Linked DNA regions of Homo sapiens: region 1 is linked to region 2. Evidence: chromatin contacts called from ENCODE Hi-C or POLR2A ChIA-PET data. All regions are on one chromosome and are shown on one strand. Each heading gives the region's core, a stretch centred on a gene start or an enhancer-like site at or near the end of the contact. The rest is flanking DNA. Distances are from core to core; before and after follow the strand shown. Region 1 holds the start of LINC00887 (long intergenic non-protein coding RNA 887). Region 2 has its middle 100 kb from the start of LINC02038.

What was found. A loop is a pair of places that touch in the nucleus more often than their neighbours do. ChIA-PET counts read pairs that join two places held with the same protein, here RNA polymerase II (POLR2A). Pooled maps may share reads with other maps.
Region 1: a loop to region 2 is called in a map with no recorded cell type, with 5 times the contacts of the local background. The contact joins the promoter of LINC00887 here to the enhancer-like site in region 2. A Hi-C loop is called at or near these places in 1 of 168 maps with a recorded cell type or tissue (DLD1), 2 of 37 single-sample maps with no recorded cell type and 2 of 50 pooled maps. POLR2A ChIA-PET finds 5 or more read pairs at or near these places in 1 of 52 experiments (BJ).

The regions. Positions count from the first base shown.
Region 1 is chr3:194,309,646-194,317,157 of GRCh38, reverse strand. LINC00887 (long intergenic non-protein coding RNA 887) reads left to right here and starts at 4,354. Exons shown (of 3, transcript NR_024480.1): 1 at 4,354-4,557. RefSeq lists enhancers at 1,185-1,234, 1,100-1,600 and a silencer at 1,305-1,644.
Region 2 is chr3:193,739,891-193,747,097 of GRCh38, reverse strand. It overlaps the pseudogene RN7SL447P. Among named protein-coding and RNA genes, the nearest start is that of LINC02038, 100 kb to the left of the region's middle. RefSeq lists enhancers at 4,169-4,218, 4,269-4,318, 4,339-4,388. Within about 2 kb of position 2,382, at least 8 of the 41 ENCODE cell types and tissues checked have a DNase peak (open chromatin) inside an H3K27ac peak, as active enhancers do.

The DNA.
Region 1 (7,512 bases), core at 3,105-5,604, 570 kb before region 2:
TCCCAAGCAGCCGGGATGGAGCCCGGGCCGCCACAGCCCCCCTGGAGTGCGTGCCGCCTGATAGGTGGATCAAGAGCAGAACTCACATGCTGCCTCCTGGGGAGGAAGGGGGTTGTTTATGACCATATGAGCTTTGAGGTACCCAGGATGACAGGCCACCCTAGAACCCAGGGAGCTTGGGCAAGTTCATCCCCTTCTCTGGGCCTCAGTTTCCCTCATCTGTCCTGCAAAAGAATTGGATCAGATAATCTGGGACATTCTATCCAGCTCTCTGATCCAGAGATCAGGTTTGGGGCCGGGTGGGGGATGTGAAGTGGTCTTCCAAGCTGTCAACATAGCCTGATTGTGTAAGGCCTGCACAAATGGTGTTTAGAGCAATACTTTCAAACCTTAATGTTGGGTGAATCACCTGCGTCTAGAGAAAATGAAGATTCTAGCAGGAGAGAGTGGAAGAGTGGTTACCAGAGGCTGGGAGCAGGGTTGGATGGGGAAAGATTGGTCAACAAGTACAAAGTTGCAGCGAGGAGGAAGTTCTTGTGTTCTATGGCACAGCAAGGTGACTGTGGTTAACAGTACCGTATTGTACATTGCAAAGTAGGTAGAAAAGATTTACAATTTCTTTAGCAAAGATGAGATGATGGATAGGCTAAATACCTTGATTTGATTTTTACACAATGCATACATGTATCAAAACATCACATTGTACCCCAGAAATACGTACAATTATGGGTCAATAAAAAGCAAAATAAAATATGTAGATTCTCTCTCAATGGTTCTGAGGCGGGGTCTCTAAACCTGCATTTCTAACAAGCTCCCTGGTGATCCCGCGGTGCCGGCTGAGTCGGTGCCTTGATTAGGAGGGTTTGGCACTAGGTCTCCAGGTGTGATCCCGGAGCGGCAGCATCGGCATCACCTGGGAACCTTGTAAGAGCGAGTAGGGCCAAGCTACAGAAGTATTGGGTCAGAAACTCTGGGGTAGCGCCCAGCAATATGTGATGTAACAAGCCCTCCAGGCGACTCCCATGAGCTCAATTCTGAGAACCACTGCTTTAAGACAACAGCTTCTAAACTGGGCGGTGCATAGGAAGCACCGAGAGAGTTTTTAAAAATACTGGGGCCTGGGGCCCGCTTGTCGGGGTTCTAATGTAATCGGAATAGGTGCCTCCCGGGCATCGGGATTTTTACAGTCTCCCCAAGTGATTCTAATGTGAAGTCAATGAGCCTTAGGGCGGACAGAAGATGAGGGCTGCGGGGCTCCCAGGCTGCGAGCCTGCGATTCTTCTGACGGCGCTTTCCGGACGACGGCCACTAGGGCGCGCTGTGGCACCGCTGGGAGGCCGGCTGCGGTTCAGCCTCCTCTCGCCAGCGGCTGGAGGAGCTCCGGGCTGGGAGGCGGCGCGAAGCCCCGGGGGTCGGAGCCTCCGGGAGCGGCTTCTGGCCCAGGCCGGCCCGCCCCCGTGCATCGGCACCTAATTAATGCTGGCCGCGGCCTCGCCGCGCTTGACGTCAGTGATGTGCTCCGTGCTGGGGAGACGCGGCCTTTGCAGCCGCTCGGCACAGGTTGCTTCACCCTGGCCAGCCCTGCTGCCCGCCCCCTCCAGGCAGAACGCCGGGCTCACCTCTGGGACCGAGCCCTTGCTCATGCTGCTCTGATGACACTCACGCGAGAGTTTCTCCCCCATTTCCACCCGGCAGGACACCAGTTTCCTTTTCCATCTTCCCTGGCTGTTCTCTGCCCCTCCCCTGCCTTTTCAGAACACGGAGGGTCCCGGAAAATCCCACAGGCCTGGGGCTTTGCCAAGTCAGCCGCAAGAACCACCTCTCACCTTTCCCTTTCTGGGTCTCTCCTCTGCTCAGTTCCTTTCCTGTTCCTGCTCCTCCTTTTTCTCTCATCTGAGCCGTGTGGATCAGATACTTCCTGCCTATGCGTTCTCATGCACAGAAGTGGAAGAGATGGGATGGTGAAGGGGGGATTGCCTTCTTTAGCAGCACAGATAGGACTGCGTTTGTAAGGAGCGTTTTGTATGTTGGGGGTGACGAGGTTGCTGATGAAACTCTAGTGTTCTGTCCCCCACAGCCACATTACTCCCTTTAAGCAGCGATGGGAGTTGATTCTGGAGAGGAGAACTCAGCCGAGTAGAGCAACGCTGTCTTGTCTAGCTGCCCCAGCTGGCTGGAAGGGTCTTCCATGGCTGGAGGAGTTTCCCCAACCAGGACGCCAGAACTGTCTTTTTTTTTTTTTTTTTTTTTTTGAGACAGGGTCTTGCTCTGTCACCCAGGCTGGAAGTGCAGTGGCGTGACCGCAGCTCACTGCATCCTTGACCTCCCAGGCTCAAGCGATTGTCCCACCTCAGCCTCCTGAGAGGCTGGAATTACAGGCATGCGCCACCACGCCCAGCTAATTTTTTTTTATTTTTTGTAGAGACGGAGTCCCACTGTGTAGCCCAGGCTGGTCTCAAGCAATCCTCCTGCTTTGGCTTCCCAAAATGCTGGGATTACAGGTGTGAACCACCCCGTGCCTGGCCCAGAGCTGTCTTTATCATAAATGTTCCACGCCATATTTCATCTCTGCCCATCCCCTTATCCCCATTCCCAAACCTCCAATCTGATATTTGTGTGAGATTTCATTTGGAGGAAGGCCATGTACATAATGGTTTGGATGATGCCTGATAGCCTCCCTGGCTTTGCCAGCCCATAATTCTAAGATGGGAAGAGATGTTGCTGGGGAGAAGAGGCGGAGGCTTCTCTTCTGATTCCTGCCTGGAGCCCTGACTGCAAGGGTTGCTCCTGGCTTCCCCCATTTGAACCCCACCCCTGGCTGGCCAGTGAGGGGAGCATTCCCTACAGCCCCAGGGAGGGAGAGGCTGCCAGCGGCCAGACAGGGCATTGGGCAGATGGCACAGAGCCAGCCCAGCCAGGTGGGGAAATTGAGACCCAGAGAGGGTAAGGGACTTGCTCAAGGTCACACAACCAGACCCTGGCAGATCCCTTTCCACGCTAATTCCTCAGAAGCTCCTGCTGGGGTCTCTAGTGGGATACTTTGGACAGCCCTGTGGGAGTGGCGGCTGGGTTCCACCGGGAGTGGGGTTACTTTGAAGAACAGTAGTCTCTCCTTGAATCCAGATGAGCAGATACGGTTCCAGGGCTCAGCCTGACCCTGAGGCTGTCACAGCTGGGGCAGGGGCTGAGGGTGGAAACTGCCTCTAAGAGCTCAGAGGGCGTTTAGCCTGCCAGGCACAGAGCCTCCACCGGGGACAGAAAGCCAGGAAAAAGGTGTGGGACGTCAGTACGAATCCTGCTCCTTCCATCGTAGACTCTGAAAGTAAAGGTCCAAGCTTTGAATTGGATCTCAGCTGGGGCTGGGGGCTGGCCAAGAAGATTGGGGTGGCCACACATTTGGGCAAGTTTCCCTACTGCCTCCGCAATGCGCCTGGCCAGGGCCCAACTGGAAATCAGAGACCCATGAAACATCAGCTCAGGGAGCATCAGGGATGCATGCTCGTGCTTCAAGAGGAAGAAACCCCGAGAGGAGGCTGGGAGAGAGACTGGTCCAAGGTCACTGGACAGTGAGTGGTGGAGCTGGAGCTTGGACGTGGGCTCTGGACTCTGGATTGTGTGTCCCCGCCACTGTCCTGACATCCATGTGGACAGATGCCCTGATCCCCCTCTGCAGGGGCTGTTCTCTTTTCCTCTCTTTGGGGTGTATAATGTGTTTGTCTTTGTGTGTGTGTGTGTGTGTGTGTGTGTGTGTGTGTGTGTGTGTGTGTAGACATTTTTTATTTTGTCTCTTTACCTCCAAATCCTATCTGCTTCATAAAACTCAGAGAAAAAGTCTATAAGCTCAGTCACCCATTCCAGGATCGCTGTCAGGAAATCCTCGTTCCCATCTCACCCGCATCCCCCACGCTGGAGCTTAAGTCCTTCCAGGTGGGGCTGGCAAGAGTCTGCGGGACTTACTCCAAGAGCCCCGGGGAAGCGGGCTGGGCTGTTTGGGGAGGAATGCTCACCCGGCAGTGTGCAGGCCTGGCAGGGCTGCCTCTAAACCCAAATTGCAGTCCCCAAGCACGTGCGCTTGCTCTGCCTGAGATCTCCAATGATGCTGCTTTGGCGGGAGTACTGATTCTAGCCAGTGATTTATCATCTGTTTACTCAGAGAAACTGCTTGTTCATTTCTGCTGGTGGGAAGGGAAGGAGGGAGGGAGGGAGGTGAACGTGTGTCCTGTGAGCTGCAGAGGTAGCCGGCAGGGATGACTTATACACTCCCCTCGATGGGTGACCTCCATTCACTCTTCCTCCCCGCCTCTCCGCCTGATGAGAAACAGAATGTGCTCCCTCCCCCCTGGGAGGCTTCAGATTCATTTTCTGCTCAGACACCGTTGCTTGCAAAATTCCACCCAGAAGATAAGGGAGGGAGTATCGCTGCAGCGTCCTGCTCTGTGCCTGGTTATATTACTGGATCCTTGTGTTGCAGCCCTAAGATAGAAGGATTGTCTCCATTTCACAGATGAGAGAGAACTGATGCGCAGGAGGCTGAAATTGTCTGAAGTCACACAGCAGGTGGGTAGAGCTGGGACCCAACCCCCGTCAGGCTGGTGCCAACTTCATGCTCTTGGAGCAGTGTTTCTCCAAGTGTGCATCTCGAACCACCTGCATTAATTATAGTTACTTCTTCCTTCAGTCTCTGTTGTTTTCAACAGGGAGTTACTGACCTAGGCATGGCTCCAGGCTCATGGGATTCAGCAATGAGGAAGACAGGTCCTGGCCAAAGGAGGCCAAGAACAAACAAGTATAAGCAATAAGTCAGCCGGGTGCTGTGGCTCATGCTTGTAATCCCAACACTTTGGGAGTCTGAGGTGGAAGGATCACTTGAGCCCAGGAGTTCGAGACCAGCCTGGGCAACATGGTGAAACCACATCTCTACCAAAATATACAAAAATTAGCTGAGTGTGGTGGTGCACCTGTAGCCCCAACTGCTTGAGAGCCTGAGGTAGGAGGATTGTCTTAGCCCAGGAGGTTGACACTGCAGTGAGCCGTAATTGTGCCACTGCACTCCAGCCTGGGCGACAGAGAGAGACCCTGTCTCAAAAAAAAAAAAATTAAAAAGAAACAAGTCAATATCTAACAGGTGAGAGCACTAGGGGGAAAAGGAGAGCAGGGTGAGGTGCTGGGGAGTGACGAGGTTGTATGTGTGTTGCAATTTTAGATAGAGTGGTCAGGATAAACCTTACACAGGTGACATTTGGACTGAGACTTCAAAGAGGTTAAGTGTTTTGCTATTGAACCTGTATTTCCTGCACCTGCTTCAGACCTCCTCATTCAGAACCTGGCAGGGAAATGAGGCCCAGGAATACGTATTTTAACAAATCCTTTATCCACACCGCAATTTGGAAATCGCTGCTGTTTACCCTGGTGCTTCTTCTTCTACCTAACGGGTCAGGAAATATGTGTTCAAATCCAGGAATGGCTTTAGGGATTCAAGAATGAAGCTGGAATCCCGAGTCCTGGTGACGATTCCCTTCATGACTTGATAATTGGCCAATACTTAGTAACTAAACCAGGCAAAATGCACCTATGACTGTGACTGAGTCTGGAAAGCTCTGTGCCAGGGCAGGACATGGATATGCAGTCACAGCGTGACACAGATTACTGAAGTACAAGTTGGTGTCTTGAGGAGTGCATAACTTAGAAGGCTTGGGTTCTACGTCAGGCTCACCTGTGGTAAGCTTGGGCCAGTCATTTGCTTTGTGGAATTTCAGCTTCCAGGTTTGGGAAATGGAGCTGTTAGACCTTTCCCTACTTAGCTTATAACACTGCCACTACTTCTACTACCAGCCAATCTATGTATCCATCCATCTATCCATGCATCCATCCATCCATCCATGCATCCATCCATGCATCCATCTATCCATCCATCCATCCATCCATCTATCCATCCATTCTTCCATGCATGCATCCATCCATCCATCCATGCATCCATCCATCCATGCATCCATCCATCCATCCATCCATGCATGCATCCATCCATCCATCTATCCATCGATCCACGCATCCATCCATCCATCCTCACCACCACCATCAGTATCCTCATTTCATTTTATCAGCATTTCTGGCATGGCCTATATTCAAACCAACAAAATTCCAGTCCAATAAAATAATTTGGACATGCCTAACACTTACTGTAAAGGAATTTGGCCTGAGAAAATAATGAAGAAAAACTGTATAGAGAGTAATTAATTCTCCATACATTGGATATCAAAATCTTTAATCTTGGAAGATTAAATCTTGGAAGTTCTTTTCAATGAAGTCCAAAGGTGGGTTCATGCCACTGGCTTGGGGGAGCCAGAAAAGTGTCTTGTAACTTCAGTTGCGGTGAAAGCTGCTGTGAAAGGCAGCTTCAGATTTCCCCTGATGGCGGGCAGCCCTGCCTCTGTGCCCAGCCCTATTAACTGTTGGCCTCCCAGTTGCTGAAGCCAGCCAACAACATCCCCTGCCATTTGAAGTGCTTATTGGAAAAGCAGATTTCATCTTGGCTGGAGCTCTGAGCAGTTCCTTGTGTGGGGTACTCCCCAGGGCTGTAATTGAACACAAGAAAGCGTCGGCCTACTTTTGGCATTCCTGCTTTCATCTCAAAGACACATTTAAAAATTTATATTTAAAAAATGTCAGGGAAAGGGGCCAGCATGGCTCGTGTGGCCACTGGTGCCAGAACACCCAACACAGCCGCTCCAGGAGCAAAGGCTGCGGAGGATGAGACAGGAGAATTAGGACCATACCGTGTGGCAGTGCTCCATGCCCAGCTTCCGGGAGCTTGCCTGTGTGGCCTGAACAGTGAGGTGCTTTTGAGGCTGGGCCTCTGTCTGATCTAGGCTTTGCAGAGCAGGAGTTTGAGGGTTCAGATCAGGTCCCCCTCACAGCAGTCCAATTGGGTGAGAATTTTCTAAAAGCTGGGGGAAGAGGGTAGTCCAAGACCTACTTGGACACTCACCCCAGGGTCTGGGCAGCCTGGCTAGCAGGAGATGCACTGTCTTCCCAAGCCCCACCTGTTGTGCTGCTGCGGAACGTGGTTCCAAGGGCTTCTATCTACACTGGTGACTGTGGGTGGGAGAAAACCACTGAGGAAAAAGACCTACTGCTCCTCTGGCAGGATTCTGAAAACAGTAGGTGTCTAACGGATGTATGTTAGCTTGCTCTCACATGTGAAAGGATTGCAGTTAAGCACAACGCAACCTTTTTCTACAGCTCTTAGTAAGATCTTCTCTAGGGGCCATTGTAAAGCTAAACCACGAAGCTTCATGGAGGGCTGAAATAAGATAGCATACACTCAGAAGCCTGGTCTCTTAGGGACCACCCGCTTCCCTGCACAGGGTTACTGTTGCACTGTCAGCTTGTGGCCCACTATGACCCTCTTAATCTTATTCAGGAATTTTTGTTTATAGGGAATCATCATTCTGTATGCAATTGGCTTTCCCTCTGAGTGCAGGATCCTGCACTTATTTTACACTAAGATCATTG
Region 2 (7,207 bases), core at 1,133-3,632:
TGGGGAGGCCTGGTGAGAGCAGTTGCCCCTGGGTACAGGCGACAAGGAGGTAGATCATCTGTAGCAAATTTTAAAACAATAATAAAATCAAATAAAAGTGGTCTGCTTTTTATCATTACCCAGCGACAGCAATTCTTAATAGGGTCAGTGATAACTTGCCCATAGACCCCCACATCCCTCCCATTCGCCCTTGTGCTATATCGAATGTGAGTCTCATTTTCTCCCTTAACATATTCCCTCTCTAAAGCCTTCCAGAAATATGCATTTTTAATGGTTGCATGATACTCCTTATTTTGTTAACAGATCCCTTATTACTGAACACTAATGCTGTTCTCAATTTTTCAATGTTATAAACGACATTAGGACAATATCTCTGTGTTATCATCCTTGACAGTTTTTCAGGATTTTGCCTTGAGAGAGAAATGTCTCCTCTTGATTTTTGATCTTGGAGGAAAATCTTGGACAGTGAACTAGCTGAAAATGTGTAGATGAGAATGTACCTGAGAGGAGGTCAGTAGAACCTGAGATACAGGCTGAGAGTGGCAAGGAGAGCGGGGGAAGGGGAGCAGCCTGGGAGGGCTTCAGGAGAAAGAGGAGCATGTGCAGAGTGGGCCCAGGGGAGAGCAGAGAGAAACATAGTGCCAGGCCCGGCCCAGAACAGAGGTTAGGAGTATAGGAAAGCCACCATGTTCCTTGCGGCTGGGCAGATTTGATCTCTCTGTGCCTCAGTTTCCTCATCTTTAAAATGAGCTTAGAAATAGAACTTAACTCTGTGACCCATTTTTTTTTTCCTTTTTGGAGACAGGGCATCACTCTGTCGCCCAGGCAAGAGTGTAGTGGCGTGAACATAGCTCACTGTAGCCTTGAATTCCTAGGCTCAAGTCATCCTCCCACCTCAGCCTCCCAAGCAGCTGAGACTACAAGTGTGCACCACCATGCCTAGCTAATTTGTGTATTTTTTGTAGAGACAGGGTCTCGCTATGTTGTCCAGGCTGGTCTTGAACTTCTGAGTTCAAGCAATCCTCCCGCCTTTGCCTTCCAAAGTGTTGGGATTACAGGTGTGAGCCACTGCGCCCAGCTTATGTAGATGAATACCTGTAAGCACATAGAAAATTACCCGGCAATACATGTTTGGTAAATAAAAGTGAATGATGGCGAGGCACAGTGGCTCATACCTGTAATCCCAGCACTTTGGGAGGCTGAGGTGGGTAGATCACTTGAGGCCAGGAGTTTGAGATCACCCTGGCCAGCATGGTGAAACCCCATCTCTACTAAAAATACAAAAATTAACCAGGCATGGTGGCACACACCTGTAGTCCCAGCTACTCGAGAGGCTGAGGCAAGAGAATCACTTGAACCCAGGAGGCAGAGGTTGCAGTGGGCCGAAATCATGCCACTGCGCTTTAGCCTGGGTGACAGAGCAAGACGCTATCTCAGAAAAGTGAATGAGGCTTCTGGGTGGAGCCTAAGACAGACAGCACCAAAGTAGGAAATTCTTGCTTAAGAGCACAAAAAATGGAGGCCGCGTTTCCCCTCATGAGGGAAAGTGAGTGGCAATGTTGCCTGAAGCCAGCCTTCCAACAGGGCAAATGCTGCTGGTCTGGTTGGGAAGCCAGCTGCCCTTTATCTCCCTCTGGCCAGTATCTGAAATCAGCTGTGAGAGAGAAATGCAGAACACTAGGAGATAGGAGCAGGCCGCTTTCCTCTTCCATCGGCTCTTCCGGGGCACCAGTCACTGCTTATTAAGCAGTTTATGTCATTAAGCATCTCCCTGGGGGAGCTGGAGAGCCACAGCACAGTGTAGATAATGAAGATCTATTGCATAAGCAGAAAAAGTTCAATGGAAAATGCCTCCTTCTGCGCTCCCTGGCTGCCCTCACTTGAGCCCTGTCTCCTTTTTATTAGCAGCGTGAGAGGATTCAACATTGTTTTTATTTTCTCACTCCTTGTGGGGAAAGACATTGATCCAGGCTTAAGAAGTCTTTCTGCGTCTGTTTCTTTAAACTAAGAATTGGGTTTCACTCTGGGCTAACTGTTCCTTTAGGTACAAGCTGAATGGCTCCCATTGCCAAGGTGAGCCCCAGACACATTTCTGACACAGCTCACTTCCTTTTTAGGGCCCCTAAAGTCAAGGTTAGTGCCTGCTCTCAAGCCCCTCAGGCCAAGGAGACCTGCCCTCAGAAATAAGATGTCTTGAATGGGAACAAAGAGCTCTATCATGCCCTTGGTTTCTTCATGTTTAAAATGCAGAGCAAAGGAGTACATGAGGTCAAGAGCCTTCTAGTCTGAACCTTCTGTGGAGTGGAAGGACACTAATGGGCCAGACAGCTTCTAGATGCAAGGCGGGCTCAGGCCTGGGTGAGGTCAGGACGGGAGACACGGAGAGGAACAAGTTACCTAGCCTCAGCCAGCAGAGTCCCGGGCCAGCCTCACAGCGACGGGAGGTGATTTTGTCACGTTCACTGACCTCTGACTCTTTCCTCAAGGAAGGGTTTGTGTCATGAGTGAACAGAGACAGGTGAAAAGCCCCCTCTAATTTCTAGCACACAGTCCTGCAAGCCTCTGCAGGAAGGAGTTGGGAGCTCTGCGTTTCCCTCTCGTTGGCCTCCTGCCTGCCTGTCTGCCCTGGACCTTGCTTACCAGCTTATCCAAGCTGCATGGAGGTTCAGGGGTGCCATCTGGGTCTCCTCAGCCCAAATATGGGACTTTCAAAATCTCCCCCCAACACAAACACACCCTGCTGTGTTGATTCCGTTCCCGTACTCTCCACTCCATCTCTTCCCATCCACCTTCATATTTGCTCTTAGAACCAGAGCCTGTGACCACGTGAGATACTGTATTGCAGTCACCTGGAGTTTGCTTTACAGGAAAAGTAAACGCCCCCTCCCCTTTTCCTCCTAGTCTCTTTGGTTTAGAAGGATGATGTCATCTGAATAACAGCCTGAAGTAAATGATTAGGAAAAGTGCCCTTCTCTTGAACCCTGTGGACACCATCTAGCTCTGAGACAGAGATTCAGTTAGAAATGCTGCAGCTGGAAAACAATTCACACACCATGCCCATGAAGTGTGTGAAGCTCTGGAAGAAAAGACACGAAGAGGATATTTACGATTGGGGAAGGAAGCATAGCGTGGTACACCTGAATCAGGAGGACTGTGAAGGGCGGCAGTGAGGAGTGAAACCAGAGCCTGAAATTGCCACACTTCCTCCGTGTCTGACTCGGTGCTTCTCAAACTGAGCATTTTCAACATCTTTGACAAAACAATTCAGCCACGGAGGGGAGTCTTGCGCATTGTAGGATGTTTAAGCCAGAATTCCTGGCCTCCACCCACTACATGCCAGAAGTAACTTACCCCAACCAAGATGAGATTAGCCACTGGCATGAAGGAAATAAAATATTAGAACTTCTATGTATTTTTATTTGATTACAAAACATAGAATTTAAGTTTTATTAACATTGATGATGCCCAGACATAATCCAAGACATGTCAGTGAGATGTCTATAACTTAGACAGGTAGACGGAGAAACCCTCATCTGCTCTATCATTCTGAGCTTATTACAGGGCATTGTAGTTCATATTTGTCCAATTAGGTTGGATTCAGTAATTATTTTAAATGGGAGATGGCAAGTAACTGTGAAGATTCTATAAGTCATCTCATGGCAAGGAACTTAGGTACACATTTTTCTCTTACAAAAAACCCCACAAATTATTATAACTTTGCTATTCGTTTGGTGATAGGTAGCTGCCAGTAGTATGCTACCTAGTAGATATTTTTAATATACCCATAATCCATCCTTTCAAAATAAAGGTGACATTTAACAATGAGTGAAAAAGTGACTACGTTTAGAAAGAAACTCGTGCTATGGTATTTCTGGCAAATGACCAGAGAGCCTGAAAAGCCCTCCTGAGATAAAGCATACAGATATTCTGGATAAAATATTACAGGAATACTTTTAGATTCAGAGCTGAGCTGACCTGGAAGTAAGGGAAGTCACCAGGTGCCAAACTGAAGAGGGAGTTCGTGCTGAACCAAAGCTATCCTGAGAGCATCTGCCAATCGCTGAAACAAGCTGGAGTTTTAATGGCCTTGCAGGGAACAGAAGACTAGATATTCAGCCTGAATAAGCTGGAAAATTGGAACTGAGACCCCTAATAAAGTAAGAAGCCTGAAAAGCTACAGTCTCAGTAAAAGGATTTACTGTCCACTGGTAAAGGAAGGTGAAAATGAAACTTATCTGCACAAGGAATTAAATTCACACATTTTTTGTTGACTGGAAACCCCCAGCGGAAGAGTTAACTTAAAAATGGTCTCGTGTTATACCATTACAGGGCCACCTGGCAGAGAAGCAAATGCGTATTCTCTCTGTAAGGATGCACTCAAAACCCAGACCTCATGGGTTCCCACGAATAAACCCAGCTGAACAGTCAAAACCCAGCTCACAGTCAAAATTTTTAAACACATGAAAAACCCAGCCACCACCAATAAGAATCAGAAGAAACAAAAAAAAAGCAGAATTAAATTCCCAGCGACTTCATATATATGAACTATGGAACACAGAATTAAAAATAATTATGTTTTAAGGAAGTAAAAAGAAATGTTTTCAGAAATAAAAGAGGGAATCAAAATACATGAGCAAGGAATAAAATAATCTCAAAAGGGCCCAGGCATTTGTAGAAAACAACCAGAAAGAATTTTAAACATGAGAAATCATAGTTATTATAATTAAAAACTAAGCAGATGAGGAAAAACCTAAATGAAACATGAAGTTAGGCACAGTTGAAGAAAGAATTTGTGAACTCAAAGATAGATCTAATACACACACACACACACACACACACACACACACACACTTTTTTTTTTTTAAGAGATGAGGTCTCGCTAAGTTGCCCAGGCTTAAGTGCAGTGGCTATTCACAGACATGATTATAACACACTACAGCCTCAAACTTCTGAGCTCAAGTAATCCTCCTGTCTCAGCCTCTCAAATATCTGGGGCTAAAGGTGTGTGCCACTGTGCCCAGCTGGTTTTGAAAAACACAGAAAAACAAAGTGCAAAAGAAAAATAATTGTCAATCAAGACTTATAAACCCAACTAAGATATCACTGAAGAAAAAGACTAAGATAAAGACATTTGCAGGCAAATAAAAACTGAGAAATTTTGCCATCAACAGATTCTTACTAAAGGAATTTCTAAAAAGAAGTACTTCAGAGGAAGAAAACAAAATTGCCGGAAAGTTCTGAGCTGCAGGAAAGAATGATTTTTACTTAGAATAAGAATTTTCCATTGCTTCCTAATTATTAGGTTTATATATAAATTTGTGTTACTTTAACCATTTAAATGCAGTGTTAAGATTTGAAAATAAATGTTAGAAGTTAAGGGTCTTTTGGTTTTTTTTTTTTTTTTTGACATTTATCCATTAAAGTCCTATTAAAATTTAGGCCTTTAAAAAAGGAAGGAAGAAAAGAAGCAAAAATAGACCCCAAAAAAATGCATGAGGATATCATTACAAAACAAATGTTTGTTTTAAATAAAAGGCATATAGATTAGGAAGGAAGAAATAAAACTGTCTTCATTTACAAATTACATGATTGTCCATGTAGAAAATCTAAGAGAACTGACAAAACAAACAATACACCTCCTAGAACTAATAAGTAGTTATAGTGAAGTTGCAGGATACAAGATTAATATATAAAGGTGAATCATGGCTGGGCACGGTGGCTCACACCTGTAATCCCAGCACTTTGGGAGGCCGAGGCAAGCGGATCACCTGAGGTCAGGAGTTCGAGACCAGCCTGGCCAACATGGTGAAACCCCATCTCTACTAAAAATACAAAAATTAGCTGGGTGTGGTGGCGGGCGCCTGTAATCCTAGTTACTTGGGAGGCTGAGGCAGGAGAATGGCTTGAACCCAGGAGGCAGAGGTTGCAGTGAGCCGAGATTGTGCCACTGCATTGCAGCCTAGGTGACAAGAGCGAGACTGTCTCACAAAAAAACAAAAACAAAACAAACAAACAAAAAAAAGTGAATTACATTCCTATATACCAACAATAAACAATTGGAACTTGAAGTTAAAAATAAAATACATTTATACAATATTAGCACACCTCAAAATGAAATACTTAGGTATAAATCTAACAACATGTATAAAGATATACAGAAGGAAAACTACGAAACTCCAACTAAATAAATAGAGAGATATTTTACATTCACGGATAGGTGGACTCGATATTGTAAGATGTCAGTTCTTCCCAACAATATCGAAGGAAAACAAAGTCAGAGGACTGACTGCCCAGTTTCAAGGCTCAGCATAAAGCTACAGTAATAGAGACAGTGTGGCATTGGCAAAAGAATAGAAGAATAGACAAATAGATCAATGAAACAGAATAGACAGCCCAGAAATAGATCTTCACGGATCACTTGAGCCCCAGAGATCCGGGCTGTAGTGCACTATGCCAATTGGGTGTCCACACTAAGTTCAGCATCAATATGGTGACCTCCAGGTTGCCTAAGGAGGGGTGAACTGGCTGAAGTCAGAAAACACAAGTCAAAACTCCTGTGCTGATGAGTAGTGGAATCGCACCTGTGAAGAGCCACTACGCTCCAGTCTGGCTGGAGCCTGTCTTCTTAAAAAAAAAAAAAAAAAAGGAATAGACCCTCATAAATATTGTCAACTCATCTTTTGACAAAGGACCAACGGCAATACAAAGAAAATACAGTCTTTTCAACAAATCGTGCTGGAACAATTGGACATCCACATGTTAAAAAAAATGATTCTAGGCACACTCTTTACATCCTTCACAAAAAATTAACACAAAATAGATTACAGACCTAAATGTAAAATGCAAAACTATAAAACTCCTGGAAGATAACATAGGAGAAAATCTAGATGGTCCTGAGTTTAGTGATAACTTTTTAGACACCAAAGGCACAACCCATGAAAGAAAGAATTGAAAAGGTGGACTTCGTTCGATTAGAAATTTCTGCTTTGTAAAAGACATCAAGAAAATGAGGGGGAAAAATCCACAGACAGAGAAAACAATATTTACAAAAGACACATCTGATAGAGGACTGTTTTCCAAAACATACAAATAACCTTTAAAGCTCAACAATAAGAAAACAGCCCAATTAAAGAATGGGCAAACGACCTGAATGGACACCTCACCAAAGAAGATATACAGATGGCAAATAAGCATATGAAAAGATGTT